2 separate regions of the Homo sapiens genome follow, and region 2 is linked to region 1. Evidence: chromatin loops called from intact Hi-C (ENCODE). Cell type or tissue: B cell. All regions are shown on one strand. Each heading gives the region's core, and the rest is flanking DNA. Links, peaks and the distances in the headings are about the cores only.

What was found. Peaks named below come from ENCODE experiments on the same cell type or tissue, not always from the same donor. Only the 100,000 strongest peaks of a DNase experiment are listed, where the experiment ranks them.
Region 2: a loop joins it to region 1, with 5 times the contacts of the local background. A loop is called at or near these places in 1 of 110 quality-filtered maps.

What each region holds. Positions count from the first base shown.
Region 1 is chr22:48,035,157-48,040,534 of GRCh38, forward strand. No RefSeq gene overlaps it. Among named protein-coding and RNA genes, the nearest start is that of MIR3201, 240 kb to the right of the region's middle. In B cell, for the core only: no CTCF peak of the experiment used is centred there; no DNase peak of the experiment used is centred there; H3K27me3 peaks cover 425 bases.
Region 2 is chr22:48,116,625-48,122,002 of GRCh38, forward strand. No RefSeq gene overlaps it. Among named protein-coding and RNA genes, the nearest start is that of MIR3201, 160 kb to the right of the region's middle. In B cell, for the core only: no CTCF peak of the experiment used is centred there; a DNase peak (open chromatin) is centred at 2,297.

The sequences.
Region 1 (5,378 bases), core at 96-5,095:
TACATAGATTGTGCCCAAATTTATTAAACTATTGTTTAATTTTAAAATCAGTATAATAGGCCAGGTGCAGCGACTCACACCTCTAATCCCAGCACTTTGGGAGGCCGAGGTGGGCAGATCACTTGAGCTCAGGAGTTCGAGGCCAGCCTGCCAACATGGCAAGACCCCATCTCTACTAAAAATACAAAAATGAGCTGGGCATTGGGGTGTGCACCTGTAGTCCCAGCTACTCAGGAGGCTGAGGTGGGAGAATTGGTTGAACCCAGAACGTGGAGGTTGCAAAGAGCCAAGATCACACCATTGCCCTCTAGCCTGGGTGACAGAGTGATACTCTGTCTCAAAATAAATAAATAAATAAAATTAGTATGATATTAATAACTAAAGATAAGACTTTTTAAGTCATGCTTTAATGAACATGAATAGATGCTATTTTTTGAAATACATTTTATTTTTGCAAATTATTTTTGAATAGAATTATTTAATAGGCTTATCAATAGAATAAAACAAATTGATTTGTGTATGAACATGTTCATAAGTATGTACATATATAATTTTTTAAAAATTATCTGTAGTGCTTCTGTGCCATTTATTCTCAAATGTATCTTAGTTTCACTGATAAATTGTAGGGTCATCTTACCTTTAGGGTTTTCAGCAACCATGGAAACTAAAATATTTTCAACAAGTGCTTCCATAGACAAGAGCTCTCATTGTTTCCTGGACTTTTGACTAAGATCCAGTGTAGATAAGAGCTATTTATTCCACTAAAAAGTGGCAATTCTACATGGGTGTAAGCTGTAGCTCTGGACCAGACAGCAGGGCGGGGTGTGGACACTGCCTGATCCCTGGAGGAAGGTCGGTGACGTCTCCCACCCGCCAAGCACTAAGATTGGGCCGGGCACTCTGTGAGATTGTTATGCGTGGATAGACTCGGAGTCAGGCCTAACGCTGCAGGGCAAACCTGCTAGAGAATGTTTTCCCTCGAACTTGATCTTCCTCTTGCCCAGCCTTAGAGAGGACACTTGGAAAAATGCTGCCTTTTCCATTGTGATCTGCCTCTGGTGAGCTGGGAGGAAAGCGGCCATGAGTTCAAAAGGACGGACGGAAAATCTCCTTAGGGTTGGCAAAGAGCAGCTTTACCACAGAACAGATGGAGTCTTGGTTTCTGTGGACTGCTGGTATTTTTATTATTGGTGCTTCTTTTTTGGTAGAGGAGGAGATGGAAGGTGGAGAGATGAGGATGGAGGGGGAGGAGGCTTGCCCCCTGCTCTCTGTCCTCTGCTAGCCACAGTTCTGCTGCTAAGTTCTTGTATCTCTTTTAGAATTTGAAATATCTGTTAATGTTTATTTTTATTTTCATTTTAAAAAATAACAATAGATTTTATTTTTGTGAGCCATTTTAGGTTTATAGACAAATTGAGCAGAAAATACAGAGAGTTCCTATACATGTCCCGCACACCATTTCTCTGTTATTGACATTTTGCATTGGAGTGGTACGTTGTTAAAATTGATGAGCCGATATTGATACATTGGCCCAAATCTATAATTTCCACCAGGGTTTATGCTTGGTGTTCTGCATTCTGTAGGTCTGGGCAAATATGACAGGAATCCACCATTACAGTATCCAGAGGAGCTCCCCTGCCCTACAAATCCTCTGTGCTCCACCTGCTCCTCTCTGCCTCCACCCGAACCTCTGGCAACCACTGTCTTCATAATTTTGCCTTTTTCAGGATGTCGTGTAGTTGGAATCACACAGTCTGTAACTTTTTCAGGTTGGCTTCTCTCACTTAGCCATAAGCACTTAAGTTTTCTCCATGACTTTCCCTGACCTGATACCTCATTTCTCTTTTTCCCCGAAGCTCTTGCATCTGTTGCCTGTGTAAGGAAGCTGTATATTGCGCCTGACACCACATCGCCCTTCTGACAGCTGTAGTTACCCATAGAATTCTCAGTTCTGCCTGCAACCCAAGGAGACGAGCATTCCTGTCTTCATTTTACAGAGATGACAGGATAAGCCATGTGCCGTAAGCCACACAGCTGGACCCCTAAATCCAGGATTCCAGCCCTTGGCCTCCCTGGGCTACAGGGGCTGCAAGGACCAGCGACAGCAGCAGCACCAGGAACCCTGTTACAAATGCAGAGTTTCAGGCCCTTACCCACACCTACTACATCCCGATCTGCATTTTAACAAGAACCTGAATGGAGCTTTGTCGTTTCCAAGGCAGAGCCAGCCTCTCCATGGGCACACAGAACTGCATACTTCTGTGGACTTGGGGCAAATCTGCTTTATCACACTTTTTACAAAATAGTTAGGGTTCTCACGGTATTTTGCAAGACTACAAGGTAAGAGCTTATCTTGGGATAGGAGGATCCATCTCCATTCTGGAGGTGCAAAGAAAATGGGTCTCAGACTTCAAGCTCTGAGCCTCAAATGCTAGACCTCTTCCTCTGCTTTCCTCTCTCCACCACCAGCATTTCATCCCAGACTCTGCTCAACGCAGCTCAGCAACAGAGAAATGAGAAGGGGACTTGGCTTCAGCAAGAGTGAACTTACTTGGATGCTCCAGGGAGGCAGGAAGGTGCAGGGGTGGACACTATAGATGTGGAAGGTAGGAATTCTCAGCGTGATTCCCATTCTGGATACCTCCCAGGAACCAGCCTGGAGGATGAGGGCAGGGGCAGTATAGCCCAGGACACAGGTACAGAGGCGGGAAGTCACCAGCACAGCAGGATGGTCTGTACCACAAGCCATGGAGGGGTGTGGGTGCCACCTTTGGAGAAGGAAAGAGGTAGCATCTATAGGGAGTGTCCTTTAAGCTGAGTGTTGACAAATGAGAAGGCAGCTTCAGTTCTGCCTCGCTCCAATGATAGCAATCCTTTTGTTTCTGATTATAATACTGGGTACTTGAACTCTACTGACCTACAATATGCAGTCTCTGTCAACAGTAAGAGCATCTGCCCTTGTAGCAGCCCTCATGCGGAACAAGATCTCTGACAGACGGCTAGCACATATTACTCTTAATTATCATAACTGCCAACAAGGTTGGTATCATTGCTCCTGTTTTTGGATGGGAAATCAAAAGTCCAGAGAGCATAAGTGTTACTTCCCAGGTCATCCAGCTGCAAATGAGAATGTGTTTGAACTGCCAAGGGTATTTGTGAATTTGAGTGTTGATGTGGGCTCCACAGTCTGTTGATATTTTTTCATGCAACCCTCACTTATCACCACTGGCTTGTGTTTACTGGGGCTTGCATATATCCAACAGAAGAGGTGGACTAAGTCAGCATGTGAGCTTTTAAAAAAATTAGCATTTAAATAAAGGAAACAGTCATAAAATGTTGTTCACCAGTAGTAACTCAACTCTGCTTAGGAAACATCACTTGGGCACTTATTATGAGCAAGGTGGTCTATTAGGGGTTAAGGTTGTCAGGTTGAGCAAGGTACCTTTATGACAGAAAACACGTACAAATTCAGATTGAGCATCTGTGATGTGCCTCCTATAGATACAGAAGTGAATGCAGCTAGGACCAGTCAAAATTTTACATTTCGGGGAAAGGCAGTTTGCTCAGCTTAGCTGTTGACTAGTCCTAACGTGTTAGGACTGAGTGGCAGCTAGATTTCCTCATATAAGTATGTCCTCTTCCCATGTCAGAGAAATGCCATAAAGGCCAAAAATCATCTCAGATTTGAAAGCTCTTTGAAATTTATGTAGTGCTAAACAATGCAAGCCATGGTTATTTTGCTTGAGATATTTTCCTGTCTGTAGTTTACAGCTGAATAATACTCACAGGGTTTTTTTCACCTTTGTGAGTATTATAGGCATAACTTGCAAAACTGCAAATACAAGGCCTTTGAACGTCAATCAGTCCACCATGTAGCCTGTGGTGTTGATGGATTATTTCATAGAAAGTTGACTGGGCTCACTTCCTGTTGTGAGGTGAGGCTTTAGGAAGCTGAATAATTCAAGGGATGGTTGATCGGCTGAGACCATAAATTCTCAGACAAATTTCAACAGAACCTGGAGGCACACTTGTAAATAGATGAGACTGAAAAGGAAACACAGATCCTGTCTTTGACAGACAAATGTCTCTCTCCAAGCTAAGAATGCAAGTGCCTTATAGGGGCCTGAACTTAATTTATAGCCTTGAGATAGAGCCCCAGACCTCAGAAGAGAAGGAGTTTGGGCCACCTTCTCATCCAAGGTCACGTCCATACCACACGCCCAGCATCCCTAACACATAACCATTCAGCCTGTGTCAGTTATCAACTGCCGCATAACAAATGCCCCCATTCCTTGTGACTTAGAACAATACATGCACTTGCATGATTCTGAGCTTGGTGTCCTGGTCCCTGCTGGTCTCACCTGAGCCCACTCAGGTGACAACCCTAAGCAGCCAGCTTGGTGGAGGAAGGGGCATCCCGGCCTACTGGGGTGGCTCTTTCTTGCTCCATACAGTCTCTCATGCTCCAGGAGACTGAGAACAAGCTTTGCAATATGATGGCAGACGTGTTCTGAGAGAGATAGCAGATGCCATAAAACCCAAGGTCTACCCTACACAGTCAAATTGACAAGTATGAAGAATCTCAAGACATGGAAATAGGCAGATGTAATGCTTATGGCCTGTGCCCTTGTAATTAGACTTTTTATCTTGAGATAATTGTAGAATCACATTCACATACCATTATAAGATATATAATACAGAAAAAACTCATGTACCCTTTACTCAGTTTCCCCTACAGGCAACATCTTGCAAAATCATAGCACATTATCATAACCAGGATATTGACATTGACAAGGTCAAGTCACAGAAAATTTCTATCATCCAGCGATCCTTGGAGTCTAGGAGTTGGAAACAAGCCAATAAGCCAGCGATTCCCACCAGCAAGGGCATCCTCAAATGCCCTTTTGTAACCACACCCATTCCTTCCTGCACCCCACCGTCCTCAATGCCTGGCACCACTAATCTCGTCTCTATTTCTAGAATGTGGTCATTTCAAGGCTATTATAATAATGGAATTGTGGCATATGTAACGTTCGAGGGTTGGGTTTTTTTTTTCACTCAGCATAATGCTCTGGAAATTTAGGGAAGTTGTTTGTTTCTTTTTACTACTGAGTAGTAGCCTTAAGTATGCTGATACTTTTTTTTTTTTTTGAGACGGAGTCTCGCTCTGTCTCCCAGGCTGGAGTGCAATGGCAAGATCTCTGCTCACTGCAAGCTCTGCCTCCCGGGTTCACGCCATTCTCCTGCCTCAGCCTCCTGAGTATCTGGGACTACAGGCGCCTGCCACCATGCCCGGCTAATTTTTTGTATTTTTAGTAGAGACGGGGTTTCACCATGTTAGCCAGGATGGTCTCGATCTCCTGACCTCGTGATCCACC
Region 2 (5,378 bases), core at 294-5,293, 82 kb after region 1:
ATTAGCTGGTAAATACAAAAATTACTTGGGGGGGTTGAGAGGCAGGGGGATCACTTGAGCATGGGAGGTCAAGGCTGCAGTGAGCCATGATCGCACTACTGCACTCCAGCCTGGGAGACAAAGTGAGATCCTGTCTCTAAATAAATAAATACAGACACATTTCACGCCTTTTACATGTTGTTTGGAAACTGCTCAAGGGAGGGTCAAGTGTGTTATTCAGGTCAGGTTCCAAACATATGATGACGGAATTGGTGGAAACATAGGTTAACCATGTTCTTTCCCAAGTCATAACTGTGCCTTTCTCATCCATTTGCATAAAAATCCCTGAGCACAAGTGCCTGCTCCAGTTCCCTTCCTGGGGACGCCCCCCGCATGCTGTGCTTATTAAAGGCACAGCCTGGCTGGGATCAGGACGCTCCTGTCTCACTCCTCACATTCTCCAGGCCCATTAATTGTGACAATTAGTGACACTTGTGTTTTGTGTCAGTATAATTCATAAATTCATGAATAAACAACAGTATTCTGAGAATTGATCACTCTTTCGCAGTGACTGGCAGCTTCTACAGAGCAAGGTCCCTGGGAACCATTTCAACATCCAAAGTACTTTGCATATTGGGGGCATGGTCCATCATCTGGTGAAATTTGCCTATGGAAGGAAGAAGGAGAAGGGAAATGAAGGAGGAAAGAAAAGAGGTGAGAGGGAAAGAGGGAAAGAGGGAAGGAGGGAAGGAAAAAAGGAAGGAAGGAAGAAAGGAAGGGAGGAAGGAAGAAAGGAAGGAAGGAAGGAAGGAGAGAGAAGGAAGGGAGAGAGGAAAGGAAGGAAGAAAGGAAGGAGAGAAGAAGGAAGGGAAGGAGGAAAGGAAGAAAAAAAAGAAAGGAGGGAAGAAGGGAGGGAGGATGAAGGCCAGGAAGGAGAGAAGGAAGAAGAGAGGCAGAGAGATCCCCTCCCCTCAACCCCCAAAACACCTTTTGGTACATTTTACCAACACCTGCATTTCAAAATGGTTCTGGAAGTTCTGGTTCTTGGTCTCATGTGTCAAGTTAGCTGCACACATATTTGCCGCACATCCCTCTGTGCCACCCTGGGAGTGCAGGGCCAGTTCTGAAGAGCCGTGCACTCGTGGCCATGGTCCAGTGGCCGTACAACAGCCTGGTGTCTATAACACAGGGCAATTCGAGTTTGGATCCATTTAAACATGTACTGCCTTTTGTCATTCACAGTTTCATGCATGTCACTCTTGTCTCCAGGATAAACTGGAGCAGAAACTGTCTCATTCAACGTGTGTGTTGCTGTAACCCCAGGTTCTACCACTGTCTTGAGCACACAGTAGGGAATTTAAGAAGCAGTTTATCTGGGGCTCTGAATGCATGGCTATTTCATACCTCAGCTCCCAACTCCAGGGGCCTACTCACCCTCCATGCAAGTGAAAACCCCCAGATACCTCTGCCCACCACTCACAGCCTCATCAACCCTCAGCGTTGGAAGGGCCTCTGGGGTGCAGGGTGTTCAGCAAGGTCCTGCAGCCCGCCCACCAGGCACCTCATGTCCCAACACGAACTGTTTACATATGTGATGAGGTTCTGCTCTTAATCCAATTATACCTTCATGTATGCACCCAGATTCTGTTGAGCACTCCCACTGGCATTAATGATATAGCATTGAAAGAAATAAAACCTAACAGAACAAACAGAAAGCCAGGGACAGTTAACTAACAGCAACAAGACCCTGTCCTCAAATAGCTGTCCTCCCACTGGGTGGACAGAGAGATGGGCATGCAGTGGGGAGGCATGAGTCCCTGAGTACAATCATCTGTCACCCTCCACTTGCACAGAGTGAAATCTCCTCCCTGAATGCTCAGCACTGGCAGGAAGGACACATGATGTGCTCAACTGGAAATTCAAGAAAGAGGGGGCTCCAGGGTCAGGCCCAGGGGAGAGGTCTCCTCTCTGCCATGAGGCTTCTTATGGGGACCACATTTTTCATTGGGTTTAATGACAGTGACAGTCCTGGCATCTGCTTAGAGGATGAGGTGGGGAGAGTTTTTATGCTAACTGCAACATGAGGATAAACACAGAGAACAGGCCTTGATCTACTCCAGAGGGTTTCCGGACACCCAGCGGGATGCATACACAGATGATGCAGCAGCAGGGACAGCCACGAGTCCCCGTTCACCTTGCCCCACCTTCCCTAGAAAACAACATGACCTCTTCTTGGACGACCAGCCTTCCTTTCAGTTCCTCATCTCATCTCATCTCATCTGATCTCAGCCCTATCCAAGGCTGGCTTCAGGTCTTCCCTCTCTGCTAGCTTCCTCTGCTACTGTCAACATGGGAAGGTGCCCTTTAAAAACAAACGAACAAACCAAAAGGAAGCAGACCCTAACTGGTTCCCCTGTCCCTACCCGGATACTGCACCAGCTCTCTGCTTCCATTCAAGGTGAAGCTTCTAGAAAGCACAGTCGCTGCTGAATGTCCTACTCCTCTCCTCCTACCTGTGCCCACCACTCACCACTCATGTGGCTCTCATGAGGCAGAGGATTCCCCTTTCTTCTCAGGCTTCCAGGGTGCAGAGCGCTCTCACTTCCTTCTCTGGGCTTCCAGGTATGGGGTAGGTCTTCCTGGAGTCCTCTGTGGCTACTTCCTCCAGCTGCTTTTATAATGTCAACATTGCCTAAAATCCATTCTCAACCTCCTCCTCATTTCTATTTGAAGGACCCCTTCCCTGGCTTCAGTTCCCACCACTGACTGATGACCCCTGATTGACACATCCAGCCCCTCCTCCCTGCACTCCAGGGCCTTGATACTCCACCTTCCTCCACTGTCTGGGGTTCCCACCTGGGGGTGCCACAGCACCTGGAGCTCTGTTGTCTCAAGCTGAATTCATTCCCCTTTCCCTCACAGTTCCCCACCACCCTGGAGAGGACATTCCAGGAAAGCAACATCCCTGGTTTTCCCATACACGCTCCCATGTATTTCAGATCTGTTTTTGCTGTTTCTAATGCCATTTGGTGACTCCCTGTAGTCTACAGGAATCGTTTCTGCTACCAACCGTTCTTGGAACAGCTTCACAATTTCTCCCACATCCCTATCTATAATTGACTTAATATTTTTCTTTAAATCATTGTAAAATCAACTCATATTTTATAATTTCGCCTTGTCTAAGAAACAGACTAGAGAGGTTACTTACTTTTTGTCTAATATTTATACAAATAAATTAAAACCTTGTGACGAGCCATTTATATTCCACTGACCTGAATAGCTGTAATGCTCACACTGTGCCCTGGGAGAGGCTGGCTGTGGCACCCAGGAGCTGCCCTCTCTACCCAGTCTTGGAGTGAAGATGCTGGGGTGTGTCCAGCCACTGGATTGTCATGCAGCTCCCTGAACACACACAGCTCCTTCATGCCTGACCACTAAGGGCTCTCAGACCCACCTGCCTGAGTGGAGGAGGACTGAAAATGATTCCAGAATGATCTCCTCTATCTCAGAAACCAGATAAAACATCTTTGACGTGGGAGCTGCAGTACTGAGCCCACAGCCCACACTCCCTGCTCATCACCCCAGCTCATCACACCATCACAGTCCTCACTCTGCAGACAGGGACACTGAGGCCCAGGGGTGAGTAGCTCCCAGGCTCACCTGGCTGGAACCTGGAGGAGGAATGTTTCAGCACCAGGTACGTCTGTCTTCTCTGCTTGCATCTTTCATCATGTGTCTGAATCCCAGCTCCATCTTTTGCTTTCCAACCTCTGTGAATCTGACTATCTTCATCTGTAAACCAGACCTGGCTTTAACGATTATTTCTTTTTTCTCCTTTTTTTTTTTTTTTTTTGAGATGGAGTTTTGCTGTGTTGCGCCCAGGCTGGAGTGCAATGGCACGATCTTGGCTCACTGCAACCTCTGCCTCCTGGGTTCAAGCGATTCTCCTGCCTCAGCCTCCTGAGTAGCTGGAATTACAGGCATGCACCACCACGCCCAGCTAATTTTTCTATTTTTAGTAAAGACAGGGTTTCACCATGTTGGTCAGGCTGGTCTCGAGCTCCTGACCTCATATATCTGCCCGCCTCAGCCCCCCAAAGTACTGGGTTACAAGCATGAGCCACTGCGCCTGGCCTTTAATGACTATTTCTTAGGATTTGGAGCCCAGTGAATTAAAATAATGTGTCTGAGGCATGTCCAAGTTGCTAGCAAAGAGAATCAGATAGTATCAGAGGCAAAGGCTAGGAGTAACACATATCAACTTGCCTTTCTATGTACTAGACCCTGGGCCTCTGAGGTGACTGGCAAAGGCCCTGGCGCACAGTGGGTGCTCAGTGAGTTTACTGACTGCATCTGCTGGAATCTTCCACACCCTTTCTCTTGCTCTCTTTGCCCAAGGTGTGTTGACCCTGAGCTGTTCCTCAAGTTGACCTCAGGAACCTGGCGTTTACAGAGCCCTCTGCCTAGGACATGTTCTCCTGGACATCAGTGAGGCTTGAGCCCTCCTTCCTTTTAAATATGTATGGAAAAGCCACCAGCTCAGGGAGGCCCTGCACATGCAACATAATGCACATGGCCCTGGAGGCCTCTCCTCCATTACCCTGTATTGTTTTTCTTCACAGCGCCTGTCACCACCTCTCAGATCATATATGTCTGTAGTTTATTGTTATATATTGTAATTCCCCCAAAAAATGTAAGTTCTGTGGTAACTGGGACTTGGTGTAGCCACCACTGTGCCCCAACACTGCCTGACACATAGTAGGCATTCAATAAATATTTCTGAATGAACATATATGAATAACATCATAAATAAATATACACATGAATAAATGATGAGAATGCCTGAACTCAGCTCCACGGAGCAGAGGCTGCACCTGAATGGTTCTCTGTTTTATCCCAGGCTCTAGAACAAAGCCTGGCAAACAGAAGACACTCTGTTTTGTGGAATGAATGAATGTATAAATGAATGAGTGGATGGATGACTTCCATAATATTTATAATCTATAATATCTCTCTTCTGCCATTTATTTTTTAACTGCCATGAATTCCAGATATTTCTAGGCATGTCCAGATTTAACATATGTTGGCCTTAGTGACCTCATCTGGTTGTGCTGCCATTTACTGAGCTGACTGTCATGGCTGTCACCGTGGGAGACCCTTGGGGAATGGTTCATCGGTTTAGGACTGAAAACAGACCCTCTGGGAGGCCACACCGCAACCACGAAGGGTCCAGGGGGTGGACGTGTGGGGAGATGGACTGATTCCTCAGTTTTACACACCATCTGGGAAGGCCAGGCCCTTTATTAAAGAGAATCAATATTTGTACAGTCGGTAGATTGTAAAATTTTATAGTTGTAAAGTGACAGGTTTTCCTAACTGGCCCCCAAAGAGATATAAAA